Linked DNA regions of Homo sapiens: region 2 is linked to region 1. Evidence: chromatin loops called from intact Hi-C (ENCODE). Cell type or tissue: Calu3. All regions are shown on one strand.

Region 1 (8,000 bases):
TCCCATTTGTCTATTTCGGCTTTTGTTGCCATTGCTTTTGGTGTTTTAGTCATGAAGTCCTTGCCCATGCCTATGTCCTGAATGGTATTGTCTAGGTTTTTTTCTAGGGTTTTATGGTTTTAGGTCTAACATTTAAGTCTTTAGTCCATCTTGAATTAATTTTTGTATAAGGTGTAAGGAAGGGATCCAGTTTCAGCTTTCTACATATGGCTAGCCAGTTTTTCCAGCACCATTTATTAAATAGAGAATCCTTTCCCCATTGCTTGTTTCTGTCAGGTTTGTCAAAGATCAGATGGTTGTAGGTGTTATTTCTGAGGCCTCTGTTCTGTTCCATTGGTATATATCTCTGTTTTGGTACCAGTACCATGCTGTTTTGGTTACTGCAGCCTTGTAGTGTAGTTTGAAGTCAGGTAGTGTGATGCCTCCAGCTTTGTTCTTTTGGCTTAGGATTGTCTTGGCAATGCGGACTCTTTTTTGGTTCCATATGAACTTTAAAGTAGTTTTTTCCAATGCTGTGAAGAAAGTCATTGGTAGCTTGATGGAGATGGCATTGAATCTATAAATTACCTTGGGCAGTATGGCTATTTTCACAATATTGATTCTTCCTATCCATGAGCATGGAATGTTCTTCCATTTGTTTGTGTCCTCTTTTATTTTGTTGAGCAGTGATTTGTAGTTCTCCTTGAAGAGGTCCTTCACATCCCTTGTAAGTTGGATTCCTAGGTATTTTATTCTCTTTGAAGCAATTGTGAATGGGAGTTCACTCATGATTTGACTGTTTGTTATTGGTGTAGAGGAATGCTTGTGATTTTTGCACATTGATTTTGTATCCTGAGACTTTGCTGAAGTTGCTTATCAGCTTAAGGAGATTTTGGGCTGAGACGATGGGGTTTTCTAAATATATAATCATGTCATCTGCAAATAGGGACAATTTGACTTCCTCTTTTCCTAATTGGATACCCTTTATTTCTTTTTCTTGCCTGATTGCCCTGGCCAGAACTTCCGACCCTATGTTGAATAGGAGTGGTGAGAGAGGGCATCCTTGTCTTGTGCTGGTTTTCAAAGGGAATGCTTCCAGTTTTTGCCCATTCAGTATGATATTGGCTGTGGGTTTGTTACAAATAGCTCTTATTATTTTGAGATATTTTCCATCAATACCTAGTTTATTGAGAGTTTTTAGCATGAAGGGCTGTTGAATTTTGTCAAAGGCCTTTTCTGCATCTATTGAGATAATCATGTGGTTTTTGTCTTTGGTTCTGTTTATGTGATGGATTACATTTATTGATTTGTGTATGTTGAACCAGCCAGCCTTGCATCCCAGGGATGAAGCCTACTTGATCGTGGTGGATAAGATTTTTGATGTGCTGCTGGATTCTCTTTGCCAGTATTTTATTGAGGATTTTCACATCGGTGTTCATCAAGGATATTGGTCTAAAATTCTCTTTTTTTGTTGTGTCTCTGCCAGGCTTTGGTATCAGGATGATGCTGGCCTCATGAAATGAGTTAGGGAGGATTCCCTCTTTTTCTATTGATTAGAATAGTTTCAGAAGGAATGGTACCAGCTCTTCTTTGTACCTCTGGTAGAATTTGGCTGTGAATCCGTCTGGTCCTGGAGTTTTTTTTGGTTGGTAGGCTATGAATTATTGCTTCAATTTCAGAGCCTGTTACTGGTCTTTTCAGAGATTCAACATCTTCCTGGTTTAGTCTTGGGAGGGTGTATGTGTCGAGGAATTTATCCATTTCTTCTATATTTTCTAGTTTATTTGCATAGAGGTGTTTTTAGTATTCTCTGATGGTAGTTTGTATTTCTGTGGGATCGGTGGTGATATCCCCTTTATCATTTGTTATTGCGTCTATTTGATTCTTCTCTCTTTCCTTCTTTATTAGTCTTGCTAGCGGTCTATCAATTTTGTTGATCTTTTCAAAAAACAAGCTCCTGGATTCATTGATTTTTTTGAAGCATTTTTTGTATCTCTATCTCCTTCAGTTCTGCTCTGATCTTAGTTATTTCTTGCCTTCTCCTAGTTTTTGAATTTGTTAGCTCTTGCTTCTCTAGTTCTTTTAATTGTGATCTCCCAAAGTGCTGGGATTACAGGCATGAGCCACCGTGCCTGGCCTGTTTTTGCTTTTTTACTGTAAATTTACTGATTATCAAACTAATACATACTGTGGTAGAAACTGCCAGTTATTTCCCAGCATGCATCTGTCCCCTTTTTTCTTTAGTAATAGAAACCCTGAACTTGCGCTGTACACATGGTCCCTACTATGGTCTGAATGTTTGTATCCCTCCAAAATCATATGTTGAAATCCGTTCCCCAGTGTGATGGTATTAGGGAGTGGGGCCTTTTGGTAGATGATCAGATCATAAGGGCAGAGCTCTCACAAATGGGGTTAGCACCCTTATAATAGGCCTTGGAGAGCTCTCACACCCCCTTTACCATGTGAGGATACATTGAAGGCACCATCCATGAGGAACAGGCCCTTATCAGGCACTGAATCTATTGGTGCCTCAATCTTGGAATTCCTGGCACCCAGAATTGTGAGCAATATGTTTCTGTTGTTTATATAAAGTACCCAGTCTAAGGTATTTTGTTTAGTAGCCCAAACTGACTAAGACATCCCCCTAGCATAAGGACCGTATTTCTTAGCCTGTTTGAAGCTTGTATGGCCACCAATGAGATGTGAATGAAAATAATGCATGCATTGTCTCGGTTATGCCCTTAAAGGGAAAGGGTGTGCCCTCCACTATTTTCTTTCCCCTTTCTTGCCAGAATGTGAAGACAGGAATTGGAGCAGCCATCTTGAACTGTGAGATGGAAGCCATACATTGAAGGTGGCAGAGCAACCAAATAGAACGACCAAGTGTCTCTGATGGTTGTTGAGCTGTCATACCAGCTGTGGACTGCTGTCTGAACTTTTGTAGGACAGAGGAATACACTATTTAAGTCTGTTGTAACACCTGAATTGCTCTGTATTCTAATATAATACTTGTTTTAGAACACTTGGAACAACAGAAAATTAGTTTTGTTAAGGCAGGAAAAATCTTATGTGTAATTCTATCACCCAGAGTCAGTCATGTGTTAACTGACATCTTAGTGGATGTTGTAGCATGCTTCCCTCAGCCTCATCCCCACCTCTACCTTCACGATGACATGCTTAGTTGCTCAGTGCCTGGAGTGTTAGCTGCTAATGGTTCTATCCAGGAATTGACCTTGGCCTCAGGGGGGCAGCCTGCATCCAAGAATCTGTTGTTGAGAGGGTACCAAAGTCTAGTCTTCTTGCTTTATTCAGTTTGGACAACTCTGAAGGGCCATCCTAGCTCTAGAGCTCGATGTAGAAGTGGCCAAGGTCTCTGTTGCAACTGCATTACAGTTCACCTCTCCCTCTGTCAATCCAGCTTCCCTCTCCTTTCACAGGCACTCTTCCCAAGGGCACTTCACAACAAACCCGCATGCAAATCTCAGAATCTTTGTGCTAGGGAACCTGACCTATGACATATACAGATTTAGAGATTTGGGATTATAATACTTTGTTTTTCACTAAATATTTTGCTGGGTAGTCTCCATTTGCCTTTCCAGACACATTCTCCTGCCCTCCATCCACCTCTGTTCTGGGAGGCTGACCACGATGGGATACATTAATGAGCTCCTTTGCCCTCTACCTTCCAGTTGAATGCTGCCAGTGGAAGGCACTGATAGGAGATCAGATGGTGGGAGGACAGAGACTGGGATATCCCTCGTCACCAGGCTGTGTGTTGGAAGAGGCATCATTCTTCTACTAAATCCACAGCTCATGGTGTGAGGTCTTCTCCTAGAGCTACAGGTGTTAGTGTTTTGCTGGTAGTTACTTCCTCTGGCCCTTTCATGCCTAGGAATGGAAATAGCTCCCTAGTGCTGCCAGCCCTGGGGTGCTTCATCAGCTCCCTGGTTTCTTATCCTTGCCCACACCTTGCAATTAGTCAGTCTTCTCAATCACTCCGTTTGAGTATGCCATCTATTTCCTGGCAGGACCAGGACTGATACCTACTATTTTTTTTTTTTTTTTCTGGAAACGGAGTCTCACTCTGTCACCCAGGCTGGAGTGTAGTGGCACGATCTCGGCTCACTGCAACCTGTGCCTCCCAGGTTCAAGTGATGTTTGTGTCTCAGCCTCCCAAGTAGCTGGGACTACAGGCACGCACCACCATGCCCAGATAATTTTTTGTATTTTTAGTAGAGACAGGGTTTTACCATGTTGGCCAGGCTGGTCTCGAACTCCTGACCTCAGATGATTCGCCCCCACTCGGCCTCCCAGAGTGCTGGGATTACAGGTGTGAGCCACCGTGTCCGGCCTCCTGTTTCTTTTCTTTCTTTCTTTATTTTTTTTTTTTTTTTTGAGATGGAGTCTCGCCCTGTTACCCAGGCTAGAGTGCAGTGGCGCCATCTCGGCTCACTGCAAACTCTACCTCCCAGATTCAAGCAATTCTCCTGCCTTAGCCTCCAGAGTAGCTGGGATTAAAGGTGCTTGCCATCACATCCGGCTAATTTTTTATATTTTTGCTAGAGACATGGTTTCATCATGTTGGCCAGGCTGGTCTTGAGCCTTCTACTTCTTAATGATTCTTCTAAAACATGATTTTTATTGGCCATGTATAATTTCATCATGTAGACTTAAAAGGATTTCTTTAATTCCCTATTGTTATATATACACTTTTTATATTGATTTTTATCACAATACATCAAAGCATTTATTATGCCATTGAAAACTTCCAATAAACACATTTTTAAAGGACTGTTATATTATGGCTGGACCGTGAACCTTGAGTTGTTTATCCAGTAGTGCTAAGAGATTTGTTCTGATCCACCTGATTTCTTTTGTGCAGTGTTTATAGTGACTAAAGAAACGTATTTTCAAGATGATTGGGCTGGCTATACTCTGTAGCTGCCACAGAAGAAAGCAAGGCTATGCCCCAATCCCACCACATTAAGATCCCCAGTTCAGGGCTCTTCATTAAAACAGCTAAACAAACTGGTGTAAACAGTACTTTTACTTGAATTTAACATCTTTTATGTTTTCTGGGCCAGACTTTGTGTGGATATTGGATAATAGGCTTGGTGGCCCTTTTATATCCCTTGTGTACTTGTAATTCTAGGAAAAATACAAAGCATTTAGTGGGAAGGATTTGTAAGAGAATACAGTTTGATCACCATGTAACTTGAGTAAAAATAGCACCATAATTGAAAACACTAAGAGTAGGGTTTTAAGGAAAGAGAGTAAGATTGGAACAAAGTAACCATGAACTTTTCAGTTCTGAGCTGCGAGTTCTGTTCATTATTCAGTGACCCTTTGTGAGATCTTGTCTTAGTCCATTCACGCTACTATAACAAAATACCATAGACTGGGTGACTTGTAAACAACAAAAATTTACTTCTCATGGATCTGGAGGCTGGGATATCCAAGATCAAGGTGCCAGCAGATTCAGTGTCTGGTTGGGGCTTCCTTCTTGGTTCATAGACAGCTGTCTTCTTGCTGTGTCCTCACATGGTGCAAAGGGTGAGGGAGCTCTCTAGGGTCTATTTAATAAGCACATTAAGGGAATGCCTTAATGCGCTTATTAAATGAAGTTTTTTGAGAAAAAACTCAAAGTGCTTTCTAAATTTATCTCACTCAACCACAATCAGTGCAGACCTGTGACCAAATGTAGGTGGTGTGAGGGGTGGGTGGGTGGGTGGGGGAGGAGCATCTCCCCACCACCAAGCAAGCAATTAGTTTTGTAGCAGATACCAACTGGATATCCTCCAATTCAGTTCTGACACTATCTACTTGGAGATAGCATCAGATCGTTACCGGAAAGGGGTCCTGATCCAGACCCTAAGAGAGGGTTCTTGGAAATAATTCAGGGCAAGTCGGCGGAGTAAAGTGAAAGCAAGCTTATTAGGAAAGTAAAGGAATGAAAGAATGGCTACTTCAGAGATAGAGCAGCCCCAAGGGCTGCTGGTTGCCCACTTTTTATGGTTATTTCTTGATTATATGCTAAACAAGGGGTGGATTATTCATGCCTCCCTTTTTTAGACCATATAGGGTAACTTCCTGATGTTGCCATGGCATTTGTAAACTGTCATGGTGCTGGTGGGAGTGCAGCAATGAGGATGACCAGAGGTCACTCTCATCACCATCTTGGTTTTGGTGGGTTTTGGCTGGCTTCTTGACTGCAGCCTGTTTTATCAGCAAGGTCTTTATGACCTGTATCTTGTGCTGACCTCCTGTCTCATCCTGTGACTTAGAATGTCTTAACTGTCGGGGAATGCAGCCCAGTAGTTTTGAGGCTTATTTTACCCAGCTCCTATTCAAGATGGAATTTTTCTAGTTGAAATGCCTCTGACAAGATCCCACAGATTGGGGGCTCAGTCCCCAAGGTTCCCTCTTAAGCCCTAGAAATCAGTAGCAAGTCTCGGCCTCTGGAACTTCTGACCAACTGACTGGCTTCAAGTGGGGGTTCCCATGACCCCTCCTTGAATTCAATTAATTTTCTAGGGTAGCTCATAGAACTTGGAAACTTACATTTACCAGTTTATTATAAAGGATATTACCAAGGATGCAGATTTAGAGATGCATAGTGCATGCAGCTTCCATGCTGTCCTGGGCGTACCACCCTCCAGAAGTCTCCAGGTGCTTAGCTATCTGGAAGTTCTCCAAACCCTGTTTATTTATTTCTATTTTTATTTTTAATTTTTTTTAATGGAGGCTTCATTCAGTAGCCATGATTGATTAATCATTGGCCATTGGAGATCAGCTTAACCTTTAGCCCCCCTCCTTTCCCTGGAGGTTAGCGGGTGGGGCTGAATATCTTAAACCTGTTATCATGCCTTGGTCTTTCCAGTGACCAGCCTCCATCCTGAAGCTACCACCTGGGGGTTGCCAGGCATCAGTCAATCATTAGCATATGAAAAGACATCACTTCGGAGATTCTGAGGATTTTAGGAGTTCTATGCCAGAAATCTGTGATCAAAGACCAAATATATATTTGTTGGTTTTCTTTCTTTTTGAGACAGAGTCTTGCTGTGTCGCCCAGGCTAAAGTGTGGTGGCATGATCATGGCTCACTGCAGTTTCAACCTCCTGGGCTCAAACAATCCTCCCACCTCAGCCTCCTGAGTAGCTGGGACCACAGGCACACACCACCATGCCAGGCTAATTTTTGTATTTTTTTGTAGAGATGGGATTTTGCCATGTTGCCCAGGTCTGTCTCGAACTCCTGAGCTCAAGCAGTCGCCTGCCTCAGCCTCCGAAAATTCTGAGATTTCAGGCGTGAACCACTGCGCCCAGCCCAAATATATATTTGTTAATATCACAGACATTCATCCCATTCATGAAGGCTCAGCCCTCACAACCTAATCACCTTTTAAAGGACCCACCTCCAGATACTCTCACATTGGGCATTGGATTTCAAGATAGGAATTTTAGAGGGACATAAACATTCAGACCATAGCAGATCTCTTTACTTAGGTTAACCTTGTTTTAGTATTACAAAAAGCACTTCAGTGTGTTCATTCATTGTATTCAAAACATATTTATCAAGAAACTACTATGTTCAAAACACTAGGATATGGCTGTGAACATCTAGAAAAATTACCCACTCTCATACCATTAACATTTCTCAAGGGAGTCGGATAACTAACAAATAAACAAGATTATTGTGAATTGTGACAAGTCCTAGAAGGAAATAAACAGGATGATGAAAGACAGTAAGTGGGGCAGGACACTTTAGACTGGATGGTCAGGGATAATACAAACCTCATTTTATGTGTTATGGAAGGTAGTGTGTTTGAATGGAGTGAGAGAAAACTAGAACTGAAGTCCAGCTTTATCACCTTGTATAAGTTTCTTAACCTTGCTGAACACCATGACAGGCTGAAAATATAACAAGAACATAATGATAATAATCCCTACTACTTATAGTAGTAGCAGAATTAAACCAGAGAAAACTCCTGGCATTGTAAGCATGACTTTCTGCCAGGCCCC
Region 2 (8,000 bases), 340 kb after region 1:
TATTATTATTACATTGTAATATATAATGAAATAATTCTGGCCGGACATGGTGGCTCACCCTTGTAATCCCAGCATTTAGGGAGGCCAAAGTGGGCAAATCACCTGAGGTCAGGAGTTCGAGACCAGCCTGACCAACATGGTGAAACCCAGTCTCTACTAAAAATACAAAAATTAGCCAGGTGTGGTGGTGGCGCATGTCTGCAATCCCAGCTAGGGATTGCAGAGGCTGAGGCAGGAGAACCTCTTGAACCCAAGAGGTGGAGGTTGCAGTGAGCCAAGATCATGCCACTGCACTCCAGCCTGGGTGACAGAGCTAGACTCCATCTCAAAAAATAATAATAATAATAATTCTACAACTCACCATGATATAGAATCAGTGGGAGCCCTGATCTTGTTTTCCTCCAATTAGATGGTCCATCGGCAGGGGTGATAGAAGACAGTGACAGATCGTCTGGCGTTAGATTCTCATAAGGAGCGCACAATCCTGATCCCTGTCATGTGCAGTTCACAGTAGGGTTTGCGCTCCTATGAGGCTGTAATGCCACCATGAATCTGACAGGAGGCAGAGCTCAGATGGTAGGTATAAGCAAACTATGGGGAACAGCTGTACTTCGCTTGCTTGTCCGCTGCTCACCTTCTGCTGTGTGGCCTCGGGGTTGGGGACCCCTCTAATAGAGGTTTGATCATGTTAAAATGATAATTATTTGAATGTTTTTTCTAGGATTGATATTCTCTTCCTTTCAAGTATCATAGGCCAATCTTTACTCATTTTGTTTATTTGAAAGGTTATGGATTTCTAAGTAAGTCTGGGAAACATTTACCAAGCATACAAAGGGGAAAGGCTTGTTGCTGCAGTGTTAATGCAAGCGATGGTAGTTATTTGAACAGCTCTTTGAGAAAATTTAATAAAGTGTAAATCTCTGGAAATCTGGGTTGCCATGACAGTGTAGGACCTATTTAGGATATTTTACAAAGAGAAATGATCTTAAAATCGTCTACATTTAAAATAAATATGTTAAAAGGCAAATGCTGGTGAGATTGTGAAATTAGTGATTACTGCAATCCTATCCAAATATGACCCCTCATGTTTTGCGACAGTTGAAAATAAATTTATAATTTTATAACTTACAAATTTATAACCTTCTCTGAATAAATCTGAGTAAAGAGAAGGTTGTTCCTGTGTAACAATGAGAATTTTACTGGGATCCAAAGTACATACTATTTAGGTAGGAAGAAGCACTATGTTTTAGAGTTAGATTACTCTGCTGCAATACAGCTCCTACCATCTGTGTTGCATTTCACAATTGTTTTTGAGCACCTGCTATGGCTTAGGTGCCATGCTGGTTACTAATGGTTTAAAGATGAACAGAATAGGCTGGGCACGGTGGCTTAGGCATGTAATCCCAGACTTTGGGAGGCTGAGGCGGGCAGATCACTTGAGCCCAGGAGACCAGCCTAGGCAGCATGGCGAAACCCTGGCTCTACAGAAGATACAAAAATTAGCCAGGCATGGTGGTGTGTGCCAGTGGTTCCAGCTACCAGGGAGGCTGAGGCCCTGGAGGCAGAGGTTGCAGTGAGCCAACACTGCACCACTGCACTCCAGCCTGGGCAACGGAGTGAATCCCTGTCTCAAAACAAGCAAGCAAACAAAAAAGAAACCACACTAGAACAGAACAAAGAGGATGCTGGCCCTTGCAGAGCTTGTGGTGGTGGGGGGAGGTATATGTGTCTCACATATCACTTAGTATAGTGTTGGTTTTCAGTGTAGTTTTACATATTTGTTTCATTTCATTCCCTTCCAGGTAATTGAGATATGCATTTCCACTTGATAGATTTGCAGAGGATTTTGGCATTGGGTTGCTCTAGGAGAAGTCAGATTACAAATAAAAAGTGCTTTATTGCTCCTGTGTTGTTCAGGCACATATGATACTAACTTATGAAATTTCACAACAAATAGGGCAGTGAAATGCCAAACTCACTGAAATTCAGGACTGGTATTTTGGCAGCAGCACCATTAGAACTATACTCTAATGTAATTTAAAACTATTTGGAAGTAAATGTAAGACCAAATTGTTATTTGTGGTGGCTAGAAACCCCACATTAGCCATAAGACCATGGTGCTAGGTCTGTATTGAGTTAATAGTTTCTATTTTTAAAAATAATTTAGTCAACCAGAAGACATCAGTTAATTTCAGTTTTTTAATAGCTCTTCTCTGTATGTGGAACAGAAACAAGGATGGCCTTGAACTGCCATGTATATGAGAATAGCTGTGTATTTATTTGGTAGGACTTAAAAAATATTTTAGTTGGTTCAAGTTAGGTGATTTCAAGATTTGTAACTGAACATTGGAAAAATTAACTTTTCTCTCTAGATCTATCTACTTTCAATATTCAGCTGATTTTTCAAAATATTAGGACTTACAAAATTATATTTAGATTTTAGAGAGTATTATATGTAAGCGGAGAAGAAGTACTTTAAAATTTTAATGTACGAGTAGTAAAGAAGGATAAATTTCTATGCAGCAGATAAAGAATTTTCTTCTCAGGGACTCAAATAATAAATCCATTTGTAATATCACTGTTCCTTGTGCAGTTTGCTCTGTAAAATGGAGGAAGGTGAGAGGGGTGCCATGTTTCTGTCTCATACCGTTTTTTGTTATAGAGTGTATTCATGGTTATACTGTATAATAATGATAATAAGTTCTTAAACCGTGGTGATGAGATCTATTTGGCAGAATGTTTTAAAATAAACAGTGTATTTCCCACGAGTGAAATCTTAAAAAACAATTAATTTCCATTATAGTAAGGGTGAATTTTGCTCCTTCAAAGAGTATAGAGCCTGGTTGAATTTGCCCATTAAGAAAAAAAAATGTGTCTATTGGACTGTGTTGTTTGTAAAGCTAGAATCACCTTCCAGTGGCGTTTTCCATCCTTACAGGAAAGAGGTTTATCTCTGAATATTGAGAATGGAGGTTCATAATGGGCATTTTAGCGTTTGAATGTTGTAGGAAGAAGATGGCTAAATCTTCACTGCTCCCCTAAAGTACACACGTTAGTTCTGGTGGGGAGTAGCCACTCTGAGATTTTATATCAGAGACATAATGAATGGGACCCATGATATGTGAAATTCTAATTCTTTAGTACAGAGAAATGTGCTCTTCATCTTTCTGTCTTCTGAGGCTTTTTTCAAGTGTTCGAAACTGCCGTTGCAAAACTCTAACTGAGACAGTGGAAGAGATCTGTACTAACCAACTCCATCTTGCTTCTAACCTCCAAGCAGTCCTTGCTCTTTCCTGGGCTTAGGCCAAACTAACTTTGAGAGGGACTTAGTTTGTAGTTTAAAACAAAGATGATAACAAAACCCCCTTCTTGCCTGGGGACTAGATTGCTTTTGTAGGACTAGCAAATTAACCACAACATTAGAAAATATGGTTTAGGAGTCATGCTGCTGGAGGCTGCAAGATTCTAAACCTCCCCAAATGGTTCCTGGGAATAACATCACTATTGCAAAACCTAAGATGAGTGCTTGTGACATTTTGCAGACCCTGTCCTCGATGGATCATTTGGCACCACCCAGATGGATAAACTGGCTTATCTGGTCTTGTGGCCCCCACCCAGGACTGACTCAATGCAAGAGGACAGCTTCAACTCTGTATTCATCTCCACCCCTACCAATCAGAACTGCCAACTCAGTGGACCCCTACCCAGCAAATTATCCTTAAAAACTCCAGTCCCCAAATTCTTGGGGAGACTGTTTTAAGTAATAGCAAAACTCTGGTCTGCTGCACAGCCAGCTCTGTGTGAATAACTTTATTGCAATTCCCCTGTCTTGATAAATAGGCTCTGTCTAGACAGTGGGTGAGGTGAAACTGTTGGGTGGTTACATCTTCATTAAAGGAGATGAGCATTTTTTTCTTTAGCTTGGATAGTGTTTTTCATCATTTTTTTCATTATTCCCATCCCTTATCAGGAATTTTTTAGATTATTTATTTATTTATTTATTTTTGTGACAGGGTCTTGCTCTGTCCCCCAGGCTGTAGTGCTTTGGCATGATCACAGCTTACTGCAGCCTTGGCCTCCCAGGCTCAAGTGATCCTCCCATTTGAAGATGAATGGCTGGGACTACAGGCATGTGTCACCACACTTGACTAATTTTTAATTTTTTTGTAGAGACGGGCTCACTTTGTTGCCCAGGCTGGTCTCGAACTCATGGCCTCAAATGATCCTCCTGCCTGGGCCTCCCAAAGCACTGGGATTACAGATGTGAGCCCCCTCGCCCAGTGTGACCCTTTTTTTCCTCCTAATTGCCCACCCATGAAATTTTCATGCCATAGATACATTATATATCTATGCTAATATGAAAAAGAATACAATTTTTTGCCTCATCCCCAAAATGAATTTTCATTCCTTGTGGGGGCAATATCACCCCCATTGTGTATGTACAAGGAGACCTGGCTGGGTGGGTAACTGGCCTAGGCGTAATTAGACTTTGATGCAGGTCATTCATTTCCTTATTTATTTAAGAGCCTTGAGTCTTTTTGATATTTTTCTGACATAGACCACTATTAAAGGGTTCTTGCCTTAGAGGGTAGGCCAATTTGTTCATTTAAAGCATGGGCTTTGGAGTCATACCCACTTGGTTCAAGTCCTCTTGGTTTCTTCATTTTTTTCCTGTGCCACCACCAGCAAAACTTTAGTTTATTCACCTGTAAAATAGGGCTAATAATAGTATCTACTTCAAAAGGTTGCTGAGGAGGATGGAATGAGAAAGCAAATAAAGCACCGCACCCCAGAAAGAGTAAGCCATCCTCCCAAAATGTAATTTTTAGCTGTGTTAGGGTTTAGAGTCATCACCTCTGCATTTTAAAGATTAGGTTGTGTTCTTATGGTACAAGATTCAATAGTGATGAAGATATTATGATAAAAGCATCATAGCTGTGTGACTTGATTGAGTTGTTTAACTCTTGGGGCCCCAGTTTCCATATTTTTGTTAATTATGATTGAAAATACAAAATAAATTGACTGAAACGTCAAATATGGTAGTAATCCCAATAAATGCAAATGGATTATGCTTGCCGACTAAGTGACAGAGGCTCTTGGGTTAGATTGAAACAAAGAGAGGCATACCTAAGACAAAGTGACTCTAGAAGTGTGAACTCAAAATGTCTGAGACAAGTCTCAGTCAATTTAGAAAGTTTATTTTGTCAAGGTTAGGGACACACCAGTGACATAGCCTCAGGAGGTCCTGATAACATGTGCCCAAGGTGGTCAGGGTACAGCTTGCTTTTATACATTTTAGGGAGACACAGTACATCAATCAGTACATGTAAGATTTACATTGGTTTGACCTGGAAGGGCAGGATAGGGGCAGCCTTCCAGGTCATAGGTAGATTTAAATTTTTTCTGATGGCAATTGGTCGAAAGAGTCATTATCAGTAGAAAGGAATGTCTGGCTTATGGTAAGGGGTTGTGGAGACCTAGGTTTTATCATGCAGATGAGGCCTCCAAGTAGCAGGCTTCAGAGAGAATAGAGTTTGAGTATTTCTTATCCCACTTAAGGTCTGAGTTGATGTTAATGCTGGAGGGGGATGGATAGTGAGGCATGTCCATCCTCCCCTTTTCCATCATGGCCTGAAAGAGATTTTCAGGCAACTCCGGGATGCCCTTGGCCAAGAGGGCCCATTCAGATGGTTGGGGGCCTTAGAATTTTATTTTTAGTTTACAGAAGGTTTGAAATAAGGGGATAGAAAAATACATACCAGGCAAATATTACTGTCAATCAAAATAGAGTTCATATGTTAATAGAGATACAACAATATTTCATAATATTAACAGCTCATCTGGAAGATAAAATAATTATGATCTTGTAACATACTCAGGGAATGAGAAAGAAAATCTGATAATCATAGTGGGAAATATTACTATACTCTGTCATTGATAAATAAAAGTTAGTACAGCTATAGATTATTTGAAGTCCAAAATACTTTATTAACAAGAGTTTAGTAATTTAATAATTATTAATAGGTCTCAGAGAACCTTTCCCTGTCAGGATGATCTGATTTTGTGAATTTTGGCTGAACTGTATACAGCTCTATGGTGCCTTTTTTTTTTTTTTCTTTTGAGACAGAGTCTCGCTCTGCCACCCAGGCTGGAGTGTAGTAGCGCTATCTCAGCTCACTGCAACCTCCATCACCCGGGTTCAAGCAATTCTGCTGTCTCAGCCTCCTGAGTAGCTGGGATTATAGGCGCCCGCCACCTCGCCCAGCTAATTTTTGTATTTTTAGTAGAGACAGGGTTTCACCATGTTAGCCAGGCTGGTCTCGAGCTCCTGACCTCATGATCCGCCCGCCTCAGCCTCCCAAAGTGCTGGGATTACAGGCATGAGCCACTGTGCCTGGTATTGTTTTTTTTTTTTTTTAAACAGTGGATATGTTTCTGTAAAGCTGCAGTACACTGGATTGTTTTAAAAGTGAAGGCTACTTTAATAATAGACATTATATGCTTGTGACTTTTCTTGTGTTGTTAATTATCATGCCGTGACTTTTCATGTGTGTCTTTATATTTATGAGCAGAGAACTCTGAATGTTTGGGATGCAATCTCGGTCCTTTTTTGGCACTAGCCCCATGTACCTGAGTAATAATAGGTCAGACAGGTTATTAAGAAACAGTGGTTTCTTGCATGTTCTCACTCATAGGTGGGAATTGAACAGTGAGAACACTTGGACACAGGGCGGGGAACATCACACACCGGGGCCTGTCATGGGGTGGGGAGATGGGGGAGGGATAGCATTAGGAGAAATGCCTAAAGTAAATGACGAGGTAATGGGTGCAGCAAACCAACACGGCACACGTATACATATGTAACAAACCTGCACATTGTGCACATGTCCACTAGAACCTAAAGTATAATTAAAAAAAAAAAAAAAGAAACAGTGGTTTCTTGTAGATACTCCTTTTTGGCAACTGAACAGTTGAGATAGTTGAAGCAAAATTCTCAGACACACGATTTGCAGTTTGGTGCCTTCAGAGTCCTTAGAAGGCCTTTTTAAAGATAGCATACCAGCATCCAGTGTACACTTTTTCAAGTCTTTTATGAATAAAGTGGGAGTGTTTTAAGTGTTTGCAGAACATTTGGGTCTCTGAATTCTGCCAAAGTAATTGTTACATAGTTTTCTTCCTCGAAAAGGACTGGCAAACATTGGTCACCTTCTTCATTTTATTTAATTTATTTGAGCCTTTTAAGATTGGGTATTAAGGAAGTGTGTGTATATGGGTGTGTGCATATGTGTAGTGCCAATGAAAATTCCATGTATTCTCTATTTGTTGCTTTACTCTCTGAAATCTGAGTAGTTCAGACAAAAAATAATTTTTTTACAAGGGTAAAAACTAAATTTAAAAGGGAAATCTAAATTTTATTATGTGTATGGAGAGGCACCTTATAAAATATTCACTCTTTCATTAGCAGCCTATTTTAAAAAATGTGACTTCCTTGAAAGCAGAGTGTCTACCAGATCTATCTAAATCAGAGGAGTATATGTTTCAGGCGTTGTGACTGATGGAGATAGTACCAGAGTGGCAGCTCCAATTGACTTTGCCCCTGTGCTCTCACCTCCCAGTCCTCCCTCTGCCACCTGTCCAGGCAGCCCATTTAGAAACAAATAATTAGCAAGCACTTAATGTTACCAGGCACCCTGCTAGGAGTTATAAAGACAGAATGATGGGATCATGACCTCAAGAGGCCATGGCTTATTGATGGTAAGTAAATAGAAGGTTTGTAATTATGAAGCAGTCTTTTAATGATAGGTCAGCGGTGCATAAGGTGTCGGAGGGAGTGCATGTGGGCACTGTCTAAGGTTGTCTAATTCAGACCAGGTGGTGGTGGTGGTGAGTGATTTGAGGAGGTTCCTGGATGTAGTGATACCTGAGCTAGGATTTGCAGGAAGAGCAAAGAGCTGTTCCAGGTGATAGGTTTGGAACTGAGACAAGAACATGATTCTTCT

What was found. Hi-C counts contacts between places; a loop is a spot of excess contacts. Peaks named below come from ENCODE experiments on the same cell type or tissue, not always from the same donor. Only the 100,000 strongest peaks of a DNase experiment are listed, where the experiment ranks them.
Region 2: a loop joins it to region 1, with 3 times the contacts of the local background. A loop is called at or near these places in 7 of 110 quality-filtered maps.

Annotation. Positions count from the first base shown.
Region 1 is chr2:54,173,549-54,181,548 of GRCh38, forward strand. All of the region lies in intron 3 of ACYP2 (acylphosphatase 2), which reads left to right. Among named protein-coding and RNA genes, the nearest start is that of ACYP2, 62 kb to the left of the region's middle. In Calu3, no CTCF peak of the experiment used is centred here; a DNase peak (open chromatin) is centred at 3,223.
Region 2 is chr2:54,511,544-54,519,543 of GRCh38, forward strand. The region is part of intron 1 of SPTBN1 (spectrin beta, non-erythrocytic 1); the gene reads left to right. SPTBN1-AS1 (SPTBN1 antisense RNA 1) reads right to left here. Exons shown (of 4, transcript NR_185881.1): 4 at 7,774-8,000. It also overlaps the pseudogene C9orf85P1. Among named protein-coding and RNA genes, the nearest start is that of SPTBN1-AS1, 43 kb to the right of the region's middle. In Calu3, no CTCF peak of the experiment used is centred here; no DNase peak of the experiment used is centred here.